Linked DNA regions of Homo sapiens: region 2 is linked to region 1. The links are chromatin loops, found by intact Hi-C in ENCODE. Cell type or tissue: ascending aorta. All regions are shown on one strand. Each heading gives the region's core, and the rest is flanking DNA. Links, peaks and the distances in the headings are about the cores only. Region 1 holds the start of NPAS3 (neuronal PAS domain protein 3). Region 2 holds the start of EGLN3 (egl-9 family hypoxia inducible factor 3).

Region 1 (5,368 bases), core at 156-5,155:
AATGCCAAATGGAGACAGGTGATAAAGAACGCACTCATGCACAGGCTATGAAGTTTCCCCTAGAAATTAATTCTATCTCCGAGATTCTTATCTCAGAGAAATTCCTAAAATGGCACACGAATAGGCCTTTGCTAGAGAGATTACTGGGGCCATCCCAGTAAACATATTTATTAACAACAGAACTGGGAAGAAGGAAGGAAGGAAGGAAGGAAGGAAGGAAGGAAGGAAGGAGGGAGGGAGGGAGGGAGGGAGGGAGGGAGGGAGGAGGGGAGGGGAAGGAGGGAGGAGGGGAAAGGAGGGAGGAGGGGAAGGGAGGGAGGGAGGAGGGAAGGGGAGGGGAGGGGAGGGGGAAGAAAACCAATTATAAACCTCAGATTTCAAAAAGTATTCATCTTCATGTTAGATAAAAAATAATTTTTAAAATCCTTGCACAATGCTCTGAGAAATTATTTTTTCTACTACAAGAGTAAAGTGTGAATTCTTCATGAAACACTGATACTTCTTAAGAAGTAAATACTCATTTTAGCTGTATGAGTTGTCAGATTTTCTACAGTTTGGGAGCAATAGTTAATGCTATACACATTTAACATCTTTAAAAACTGGATTATGTATGATTTACTCTCTGATATATGATGTTTACAGAATCATCTAGAGTTCAGAATTAGTCAATTATGTATCTACTTAACAAAAGTATTTCCTTAATCCTGACAATTGTGCCTTCCCTATCGTATGAAAGAAATAAGCAACAGTACAATAGAAGCCTTTTAAATGAATGGATGTCTGAATATCCCCTTATCGTCTTCTGATGTAAGCTATAGGTTAAATATTATGTTGCATCAAAAATAAAACTATGTTATAATAATTAAATCTTGCAACTAAGCACATCCTTTGTCTTCTTTTCAAGTTCACTTAAGCCTGTGAGGAAAATCAACGCGCCTGCTGCGGGTGGGGGTGCATATATCTTACTGTATTTGTTTTCCTCATGAATCAGTGGGTGACGTTTCATACTTCCTACTGCGCCTTTCCTCTTCGGAGACAGAAAGAGATATCCACTTTGCTCAAACCAATATGCTATATGCAATTAATGTCATTAACGTTGCCAATTAATAGTAAATAGGATTCCAAAGAAAGTAGGCTGGGTGGACAGCAGGAGGGAAAACCACGTTGGTGGTGATGGGGAGGGGGTGCTGAGTTACTCTGAAAATCTATCAATGCTACTCACGTAGAACAGTTACGGGTATTTTGAACACAAACTCCCTTTCCCTGTGGCTGTACTAGTTTAACTAACTTCAAATAGACATGCTCGACTGAGCCCCTTGCTTGGATATGCAATTCTCACCAGGAACTTTTTAAAACACAGATCCCCAAACAGTAACTAACGGGGCATAGATGCTCCAACTGCTGACACATTTTGGATCTCGCTGTTTGTTTGCTTATTTGGATTTGAGGGTTTTCTTCTTTATTTTTCTTTTTCCTTTGGGAGGGGTATGGAGAGGAGGGGAAGATGAGAGCGGAGGGCAGAGCGGGAGACCCACAAGTTGCCGAGCGGAGGGCGCAGCCCGGGAGGCAGGGAGGCGGCGGCCGCGCTCCTCTGGGCTCGGCCCGGCCTAGCTGCTCGCGCGGAGACGGAGCCGGCCCCTCCGCGACACATTCCGGGCCTGGCGCGAGCTCCGCGCTCCCCGCCCCCGGCCTCCTCCTCCTGCTCCTCGCCTCCTCCCCCTGCTCGCCGCCTTCCCTCCCCCTCCCCAGCCTCATTCCCTTCCTCGAGAGCAGCTGCTAGGGGACCTGCGGCGGCCCCGGGGATCCCCGGCCCCCCACCCTCGCTGCTGCTCCCGTCACACGGCAGCGCCTTCGCATCTGTTTGTTTCTTTTTCTTTTTCTCTTTTCTGTTTCTTTCTTCTTTTTTTTTTTTTTTTTGTCAGTGAGTCACTCTATTCGCCGAGCCGAGGAGGTGCGACTGCTCAGAGAGCCCGGCCGCCGCCAGAGCCTCTCGCTGCCGCAGCCGCCGCGGGGACAATGCGCGGGGCCCCGGGCGAGCGCTGCGCCCAGACGAGGTCCCCGCGGGCTCGCGGCCCAGGAGGCGGGCGGGCTGCGGAGAGGGGCCCTCGGCGGCGGAGGCGGCGGCGGCGGGAGCAGCGGCCCGGCGGCAGGTTCAATAAACAGAAAAGTGTTACCGTTCTCGCCTGGAAGGATCCTGCTGAAAGCTGGGCTTGGTGGGCGCCATCTTCCTGCTATTTTTTTTCCTCTCTTACTTTTTGCCTCTCTCCCCCCTCCCGGGTGGGGGGCGTGGGCGGGCGGGGGTGTGCGTGTGCGTGGGGTGGCGGGAGAGTGCGGCCGTGCGCGGCGCTCTGGGCTGCCCGGCGGGCGGTGGCCGGGGCCGGGGCCGTGGCCGTGGCCGTGGCGGCGGCGGCGGCGGCGGCGGCGGCCGTGCTGCTGAGGTGGGGAGGCTACGGAAAAGTAGTGGGGCCGGAGCCTCGCGGGCGGCCGGCCGTCCCCTCGCGCCGCCGGTGCTCCCAGCCGTGGGTCGCCGCTTCCGCCGCCGCCTGCGCCTTCTCCTCCCGCTGCTCGCCCGGCGCCGCCGCCGTCCATGCGCCGCAGAGCGCCCGCGGCCCGGGCCGCCCCGGCTCCCGAGGCATGCCCGGCGCGGAGACAGGCGACCGGCGGCGGCGGCGGAGGAGGAGGAGGGGGAGGCGGCGGCGGCGGCGGGGGGAGGCGGCCGCGCGGTCCCGCGGGCAGCCCGGCCCAGGGCCCCGCCGCCTCCGGGTTCTCACCCCCGCGCCGCCACCCGCCCCCGCCCCCGTCCCCCGTCACCCCTTTCTACCACCCGGAGCAGCCCGGTGGCAGGTGGGGCGCACACCCTCCCTGCGGGGGGCGCGGGGTCTAGGCCGGGAGGAGCGGGAAGGGGGAGGACACGCGGGGGGTTCCAGCTTGACCGCTGTGAAAGTATTTCTGGGCATTTTCCAGCTGCTTTGCTCCAGAGCGCTCTCTCGTACGCAGACACACACCTCCCCCCCCTTCTCTCTCTCTCTCTCTCTCTCTCTCTCTCTCTCTCTCAATTTCTCTCTCTCTCTCTCTCTCTCTCTTTCTCGTTGGGGGACTGGGAGGCTCGGCTGCCGGCGCAACAACGCCACTCAGTTGCAGTTTCAAACACTTCCCTTCTCTGGAGTATTGCAGCCAGGAGGAAAGAAAGAAACAGAAAAAGGAACTGGGAGGCCACAGGAGCGAGCTGGGGCAGGACACAGTCCCGGGAGCTCCTTGGGGGCAGCGGAAATCAATACGGATGGGGGGTGCGCTGGCCCAAGCAGATGGGCCCAAGAGCCCCGTGGGCGGTGCAGCAGCAGCACAAGCACCTTGTGGCTCTGGCGCTCTCAGCAGCGTTCCCAAAGCCGGAGCATCTGCATCAGTCACGGACGTACAGGAGTGCAGACCCCAGGGTTCACAGGTGAATCCCCGCGCGTTTAAACTCACATACAGAAGCCCCTCCCGACTCGGGTCCCGGGACTTGGGACCGGACTGCCACCCTCTGGGATCTAGCCCAGCCGCACCCCGGTTTGACAGTTCAGCAAGGCCTAGAGAAAGGCTGGCTACTCAGTGCAGGGCCCGGGCTAGAATCCTGTTACCTGGGTAGACCCTGGTCAGAGCGTTTTCTCCACTAAACCAATCAGAAGCGTGTGGACAGCTTTTTACGCAGAGACTTGGGTCAGTCATGTGTCAACCAGGCAAGTAGAAAGGACTCCCAAAGCATTTCCACTTTGAATGAATGAAAGCGCCTGATGGAAAACATCAGTCCTGTGTGAGGTTCTGCATTTGACTTTAAGCTTAAGAAAAAAATAAAGACCTGAAAAGGGGTCCTCCATTCGGTCTCTACGACTCCAGTAAAGTAGGGCTGGGAGTTGGAAACTTCCAAAGGAACACATAAATGTTTTTCGTGGTAGAGGTGTTTAATCTGCATGATGGTGTTTAAGTTCTCTTTGGAGTACACTCTACAGGTAGGAGAGAATGAGAAATGAACTGGAGTGGAGAGTGTTATGGACAAGATATACATGGGCTGGCAGAGAAGGGAAAAAGTTGCCAGTTCAAAGTTTTGGCTCCAGGACACCCAGTCTAGGGGGTTTCTGCCCGAAGATGACAAATGAGAGAAGCTTGTAGTCTCCCAAGAGGCCACTCTTTGCTTGAAAAACCCCCCACTCCTGTCACTCCCGCGGCGGACTCCTCAAAAGTACTTAAAAATAATTTTTTGGTAAAATGATATGTCACCATTCACTTAACAAACAAATCCAGATGGAAACAAATCCAAGCGGAAACTAAGTCTGTCCTTCAGAACCCCACAATCCTGTTGAGGTGCCAGAGGACAGGGGACTCCTGACTCAGACCCTACCTCCAACACCTGCCAATGACCTTGACCTACACGGCTCACTCTCTGCCCCCCTCCCCCTATTTTGACTAAAAGACAGTAACAGGTGTCATCATGTCTTAGTAACAAAATCAAAGAAGGCTACATTTTTCACAGCTATCATCTTCTCTTCTGCCAATATAACATAAAAATCGAAGGAGGGAATAATACACCCCAAAGGCTAAAGTTTAGAGATGCTAGAAAAAAAAAAAAAAAAGCCTTAGTCTTTAGAACTGCAGTGGGATTCAGAGACTTCATAAGGTGCCCAAATTCAAAGTTGAAAGTGGAAAGCACCAGTGCAGCTCTCAGTGCTGAGGTGGCAGACTGTAGGGGACTGCCCCTGGTGCTCCTGCCTTGAGGGAAAATTCTCTCTGAGGTGATCTTTATGGTAAAGGATAACAACACTCAGAGCAAACCTGATGGCAGAAAATTCCTAATCCCCCACCCTTTTATGCCCAATTTATATGGTATAAGTTAGCTCAAGTTCCCGGAGGTCCCTGAAATCTTCCAAAGGCCATCTGACATTTCTGACCCTTGACTCCCTACTTCACAGACCATACTATTGTGACCATTGCCTGCACTTCCTAGTTAAAGTGACCGCCAGATACTATTGTCATTTAAATGTTGTATAAGTGACCAAAAAAACATACCTGAACCATGAAAAGGAAAAATCTAATTCTTTTCTAGTCTTTCATGTTTGAAAGAGTCCCAGATCTTTTGTATTAAAGATTCCTGTAATCACTGAAGTAAAACAAGACTAAAATAATTTAAATCAAAAATCCCTTTGACAAGGAATAGCCCCTTTTTGAGTTATTTTCCAAACTCTTTAAAAAAAAAAAAAAACTTCAGACAGTACACAGAGCATATAATGAAGTCTTCTACAGAATATTTGGAATACTGGACATCAACTTGGAAAACACTCAGTGTGTTATGCAAAATCTGCTCTGGTCACTGGGCCATTGCTTGGAAGGCACA
Region 2 (5,368 bases), core at 69-5,068, 1.0 Mb before region 1:
AGGGATATCTACTTCTGAGATTTACACAGTCCCCAAAGCTGCAAAATGCACGACCCAATGCCAACCAGGGTCTACATTCAGGCTGTCTTAGACCAGGTTTCTCCTGGTCACCCCATTATCCATAGTGCCCCTGGAGGAGATCACTGCAGGAGGCAAAGCAGTTCCTTCTGTGCAGGGTTCAAGCAGAAGTAGAGAGGAGGGCTTTCCTCCTTTTTGGTACTGCACTCCATTTCACTCCTTGCTGCAATTTTTTTTTTTTAAGGCTAAATTTCACTTTTGTCACCCAGGCAAGAGTGCAGTGGCATAATCTCAGCTCACTGCAACCTCCACCTGCTGGGTTCAAGTGATTCTCTTGCCTCAGCCTCCCGAGTAGCTGGGATTACAGATGCCTGCCACCATGTGTGGCTAATTTTTGTATTTTTAGTTGAGGCGGGGTTTCACCACGTTGGCCAGGCTGGTCTCAAACTCCTGACCTCAGGTGATCTGCCCACCTCGGCCTCCCAAAGTGCTGGGATTACAGGTGTGAGCCACTGTGCCTGGCCCTTTGCTGCAATTTAACAGTCCTCCAGTTTTCACTTTATGTCTCTGGCTCCCACCACTCAAATGTCCACTGCTCAGATAGACAAAGCTGAGAGACAAATGCCCTGTAGAACTCCTAAGTTCTCCCTCCACTGGCCTCTAAGCTTTTGTGCTGGGTCAGGCTAATTTGCTTGACTCTTTTCCAGTGACTTCTCTTTGGGGAGGCTCCCCAGCCCCTTTTGCAAATAGATCCTTCCAGATAAGCCCAGACATACTGAATCCCAAGTGGAGGCTGCTATGGCTCAGGGTCAGACATTGAGTTCCCAGTAACTATTTATTAGCCATTCACTATGTGCTAAACACTGGGGTTCCAAGGATGATGGTCTCCTCTCATCATGGAGCTGCCTTGGGAATTTAGACAAGAGCTCTTTGAGCAGTGATGGCCTTTACCCCAAGGAGGGGTACCTCCTGCTCAAAGGTAATACCAAAGGTGCCAACTAATCACTGACTTGGCAGAGAACCTCTCTCAATATAACTAGAAGTTTCATCAAAGTTTCTTAAGCACTCCACCATTGACTGCTCTCCTTCACCATCCCCCAGGTTCTTACTCAACCACGTGCCTCTGTCTGCTTCTTTCCAACTTGTAGCAGCACCTTTCCTCTTCTATTCTTTGTTCTTGTCCTGGATGTCATTCCCTTTCTCCCCTCAGAGGCAGAGAGGAGAGGGCTGCTGGAGGAAGAAGAAAAGTGAAAAAGCTGTAGAAATTTGCTTCCACAATAAACAATACCCGAAAAACCTGTACATTCTTTTCTTCAACTTAAATGAAGAACCCAAGTGTGCACTCATATGAAGTAAAAAAGGTGCAAATAGGCCGGGCACGGTGGCTCACGCCTGTAATCCGAGCACTTTGGGAGGGCGAGGCGGGCGGATCACCTGAGGTCGGGAGTTCGAGACCAGTCTGACCAATGTGGAGAAACCTCACCTCTACTAAAAATACAAAATTAGCCAGGCATGGTGGCGGGCGCCTGTAATCCCAGCTACTTGGGAGCCTGAGGCAGGAGAATTGCTTGAACCTGGGATGCGGAGGTTGTGGTGAGCAGAGATCACACCACTGCACTCCAGCCCAGGCAACAAGAGCAAAACTCCGTCTCAGAATAAATAAATAAAAAAAATACAGTTCCTTTTTTTTTTTTTTTAAAGAAGTACAAATAGCTTTGCATGCAATTTATGAATTTTTTCCTGATTCTGATCGCTGGTGTTCAGTAGGAAAGGGAATCAAAACTCCATAAAGCAAATCAGCTTATCTGTAGATAACCAAAGTCTTCTCAGTGGTGTCTGTCCCTCTTGTGAAAGTACAGCTGCTTGTGGGAAAAGTGAGAGACCTAGAATACAGTGTATCTTTTGGGGGACATACCTCTGACTGTTACAGAAGCATGTGATTAATTTGGAAGGTAGAATTTCGGAACATCATATTTTAATAGGAAGCTTGAAAGGTAAGTAGAGGAAAACATCAAGCAAAGCAAAATACACCATTTGCAGAGTTCAATCAGATATGACTCAGCATTTCTTCATTGTGCTCATCCCCAGCTCCTCAAGCACATAGTGCCTTGCACACAGTAGGGGCTGAGGGAAATATTCGTTAATGCATTAATTTTAGTTAAAACTAGATACCTCCTAATCTCTCAGTGGCTTGAACTGGGTCAAACAGCAGAGGAATGGGGTAAATAAGGAAAGACACCCGGTAAAGGTAGAACAAGACCACTGCTTAATAAATATATTCGTTTTTGGGGTTATTATTTTGCTCAAAAGTCTATGAGGTGACCAACCCAGAATGTGGCAGTTAATTCTATTTACATTTTCAGTGTGGGATCCAGGTTTTCAAGTTTGTTATGTGATTTTATGCAAAACAATATGCAAATCCAGCGCATTCTAAAAATTCAGTCTGCTTTCCAGCCGCTCCCCTGGTCACAAACAACTAAGGTTGGCGCCGGGCTCTCTGGGATCCTTCGCGGAGGGGCAGAGCAGGCGGGGGTGACTGGCAGCGGGGCGGGGGAAAGGGCGGTCCCGGAGGCGGTCCCGGGGCGGAGCCCGTGACGCGCGGAGTCGGCCGGCTTAAGGGCCGGACCTCAGCGTCTCCCGGAGTCTGGCCGCAGTCGCGGCAGTGGTGGCTTCCCATCCCCAAAAGGCGCCCTCCGACTCCTTGCGCCGCACTGCTCGCCGGGCCAGTCCGGAAACGGGTCGTGGAGCTCCGCACCACTCCCGCTGGTTCCCGAAGGCAGATCCCTTCTCCCGAGAGTTGCGAGAAACTTTCCCTTGTCCCCGACGCTGCAGCGGCTCGGGTACCGTGGCAGCCGCAGGTTTCTGAACCCCGGGCCACGCTCCCCGCGCCTCGGCTTCGCGCTCGTGTAGATCGTTCCCTCTCTGGTTGCACGCTGGGGATCCCGGACCTCGATTCTGCGGGCGAGATGCCCCTGGGACACATCATGAGGCTGGACCTGGAGAAAATTGCCCTGGAGTACATCGTGCCCTGTCTGCACGAGGTGGGCTTCTGCTACCTGGACAACTTCCTGGGCGAGGTGGTGGGCGACTGCGTCCTGGAGCGCGTCAAGCAGCTGCACTGCACCGGGGCCCTGCGGGACGGCCAGCTGGCGGGGCCGCGCGCCGGCGTCTCCAAGCGACACCTGCGGGGCGACCAGATCACGTGGATCGGGGGCAACGAGGAGGGCTGCGAGGCCATCAGCTTCCTCCTGTCCCTCATCGACAGGCTGGTCCTCTACTGCGGGAGCCGGCTGGGCAAATACTACGTCAAGGAGAGGTCTAAGGTAGGACGCGCTCGGCGCCCTGCCGCAGCTGCTCCCGCGGGGACGGGAGGCACTCGGAGTCCGTTGTATGTCGACTTCCCAGGGCCGTAAGCGAACTTTGTTTTTTAACCAAGAAGTCAGCCTGGTTTGTCTCTACTCGCTGCTTCCCCCCACCCCTCGCCCCAGCTCCTCTGAGCGAAAGTCAACGTTAAGGGGCTCAGGTGAACCATGATGATGACCTTCTGTTGACTTTGAAATATTGGCTCTTGTGGGTGACAAAAGCCAGACAAGCTGTGGCTGTGGTCCGATTTTAAGACGAGGTTCTCAAAGATCCAAAGGAGGGAAAGGGTATTGGAAACACTGTGTATCATCTGAGACACACGTGTCCTCATGATCTTAAATGCCTACTTTAAAGCCACCTAATACTGCCCTTCATTGTGGTCAGAAGAGATTTCTACAAAAGCACTCAGAATTCTGGAGGCAGTTGTGATTTTGCCATGTGGCAGTTGGTTTGTGGAGTTGGGCAGGTGTGAAAGGGTAAAACTCCACTTCTGAATGCTGCTTCTGCCCCCTGGGACCCAGCACATTGTTAGACCATCTTCTTGACTGAAAATTCTCTCCTGATGCTGAGCCCTGCACCACCACCTTCCTTTTCCTAACTATGAATTGATGGCAAAGTCCACTCAAAACAACCAGTTAAGTGCTCACGAGAGAGTAGTCAAGCACCTCCAGAAAGAAACCGGGTTTTTGTTCACATAGCAGGAAGTGACTCCCTGGGTGGTAATTTATCTTGGAAACACAGGTAGATTGGCAGAAAAACGGGAACATGTAGGTACCGCGATGTTGGTGCATGTCCATTACTTTGGGATAGGCTTTCTCAGTCTTTCCTCAAATGATAGTTGAGCCAGTTTTCCAGTGGCAATTCTGAGTGACTTGCGCTTGTCTTATGGTGTGGTCAAGGGACGTTCAGAACTACGGAAAACTTTTACTGAAACAGCGAAGCAGAGTATACCGGCATGAGAGGGAAGATGAACACTCACCTATGTACCACTCTTTGACAATAAATATAGTATTTCTCAAATCAGTCTCAAGACTGATCCTGTCTCAGAACAGACCATTGTTCTCTCATTTCTCTAATACGCTGAGAGGAACACTCTGAATAAAGGCTAAGTGGTGAGGATTGGAAACGTGTGGGAGTGAAGGGGTGGAGGTGGATGAGTGCAGTGGGGAGTCACAGTTTGCCGTACAACTTCCAAGCCAAGAGGCCATGAATAGAATATCTGAAAGCATCGTTATTAATGCACCCAAGTAAAGTAAATCTTAGAAGATACTGCTTTCTAAATTTTACTTTGGGGAAAAAAATTCCGCGTGAGCTGAACTCTGTAGGAGATTGATGCTAAAGTGTTTCTTTATTCTTCTTCCATCATGTTGGTGGTGGATTAGTCACTCGTCTTTGACTAGTTTGATTTTTGCATTAAATGACCTTGCTGTCTTCTGTGGTGGAGGTGTGTCGGGGAGGGGAAGGGTCAGCCTCAGTGTTGCTGAGATGCTGGTAGTTTCTACCTGGAAGAGCAGACGGCTTCTTATTGGGTTTTTAAATGTTTCTTGTAAATTTAGGTGTTAGGAGTTTTTCTTCATCATTCTAGGAGCAGAATTTGCTCTGAGGGAGGTCAGGATTAATTGGTATGGAAAGAGGCCACTAACATTGAAAGTTAAATATTTTTATTTAGCTTTGACTTAATGGATAGGGATAGGGTTTCAGACTAGAATTTAACTCAAATGGAAGGAAAAACACTGTGTAAGTTAGGGTAAGGGAAAGAAAGATCCTGTAGATATGATTCATCAATTTTAGGTTATCTTTTGGGTGGAATGAAAAACTTTCCAGGTGACCCTGTCAGAAGGTGATCGTGAATTGAAAATAAAATTTATCCTGTCCCACCCCCAGATTTCCAGGTTTACTTTGGCTGGTTTGTCACAAAGCTCCCTGCCCTTTAGATAAATCACCTTTCGATTGGAATATTCCCTGGCCAATTAGAACCAAATGCAAA

What was found. A loop is a pair of places that touch in the nucleus more often than their neighbours do. Peaks named below come from ENCODE experiments on the same cell type or tissue, not always from the same donor. Only the 100,000 strongest peaks of a DNase experiment are listed, where the experiment ranks them.
Region 2: it touches region 1 in a loop (2.9-fold over the local background); 4 of 110 quality-filtered maps call a loop at or near these places.

Annotation. Positions count from the first base shown.
Region 1 is chr14:32,936,173-32,941,540 of GRCh38, reverse strand. It overlaps NPAS3 (neuronal PAS domain protein 3), which reads right to left and starts at 2,662. Exons shown (of 12, transcript NM_001164749.2): 1 at 2,175-2,662. The coding sequence starts at 2,224. In ascending aorta, for the core only: a CTCF peak has its summit at 3,112; DNase peaks (open chromatin) are centred at 1,700, 2,980, 3,168 and 3,466; H3K4me3 peaks cover 2,727 bases; H3K27ac peaks cover 2,301 bases.
Region 2 is chr14:33,948,369-33,953,736 of GRCh38, reverse strand. It overlaps EGLN3 (egl-9 family hypoxia inducible factor 3), which reads left to right and starts at 2,663. Exons shown (of 5, transcript NM_022073.4): 1 at 2,663-3,341. The coding sequence starts at 2,985. RefSeq lists a silencer at 2,526-2,605 and an enhancer at 2,726-2,895. In ascending aorta, for the core only: no CTCF peak of the experiment used is centred there; DNase peaks (open chromatin) are centred at 2,586, 3,136 and 3,276; H3K4me3 peaks cover 3,020 bases; H3K27ac peaks cover 2,411 bases.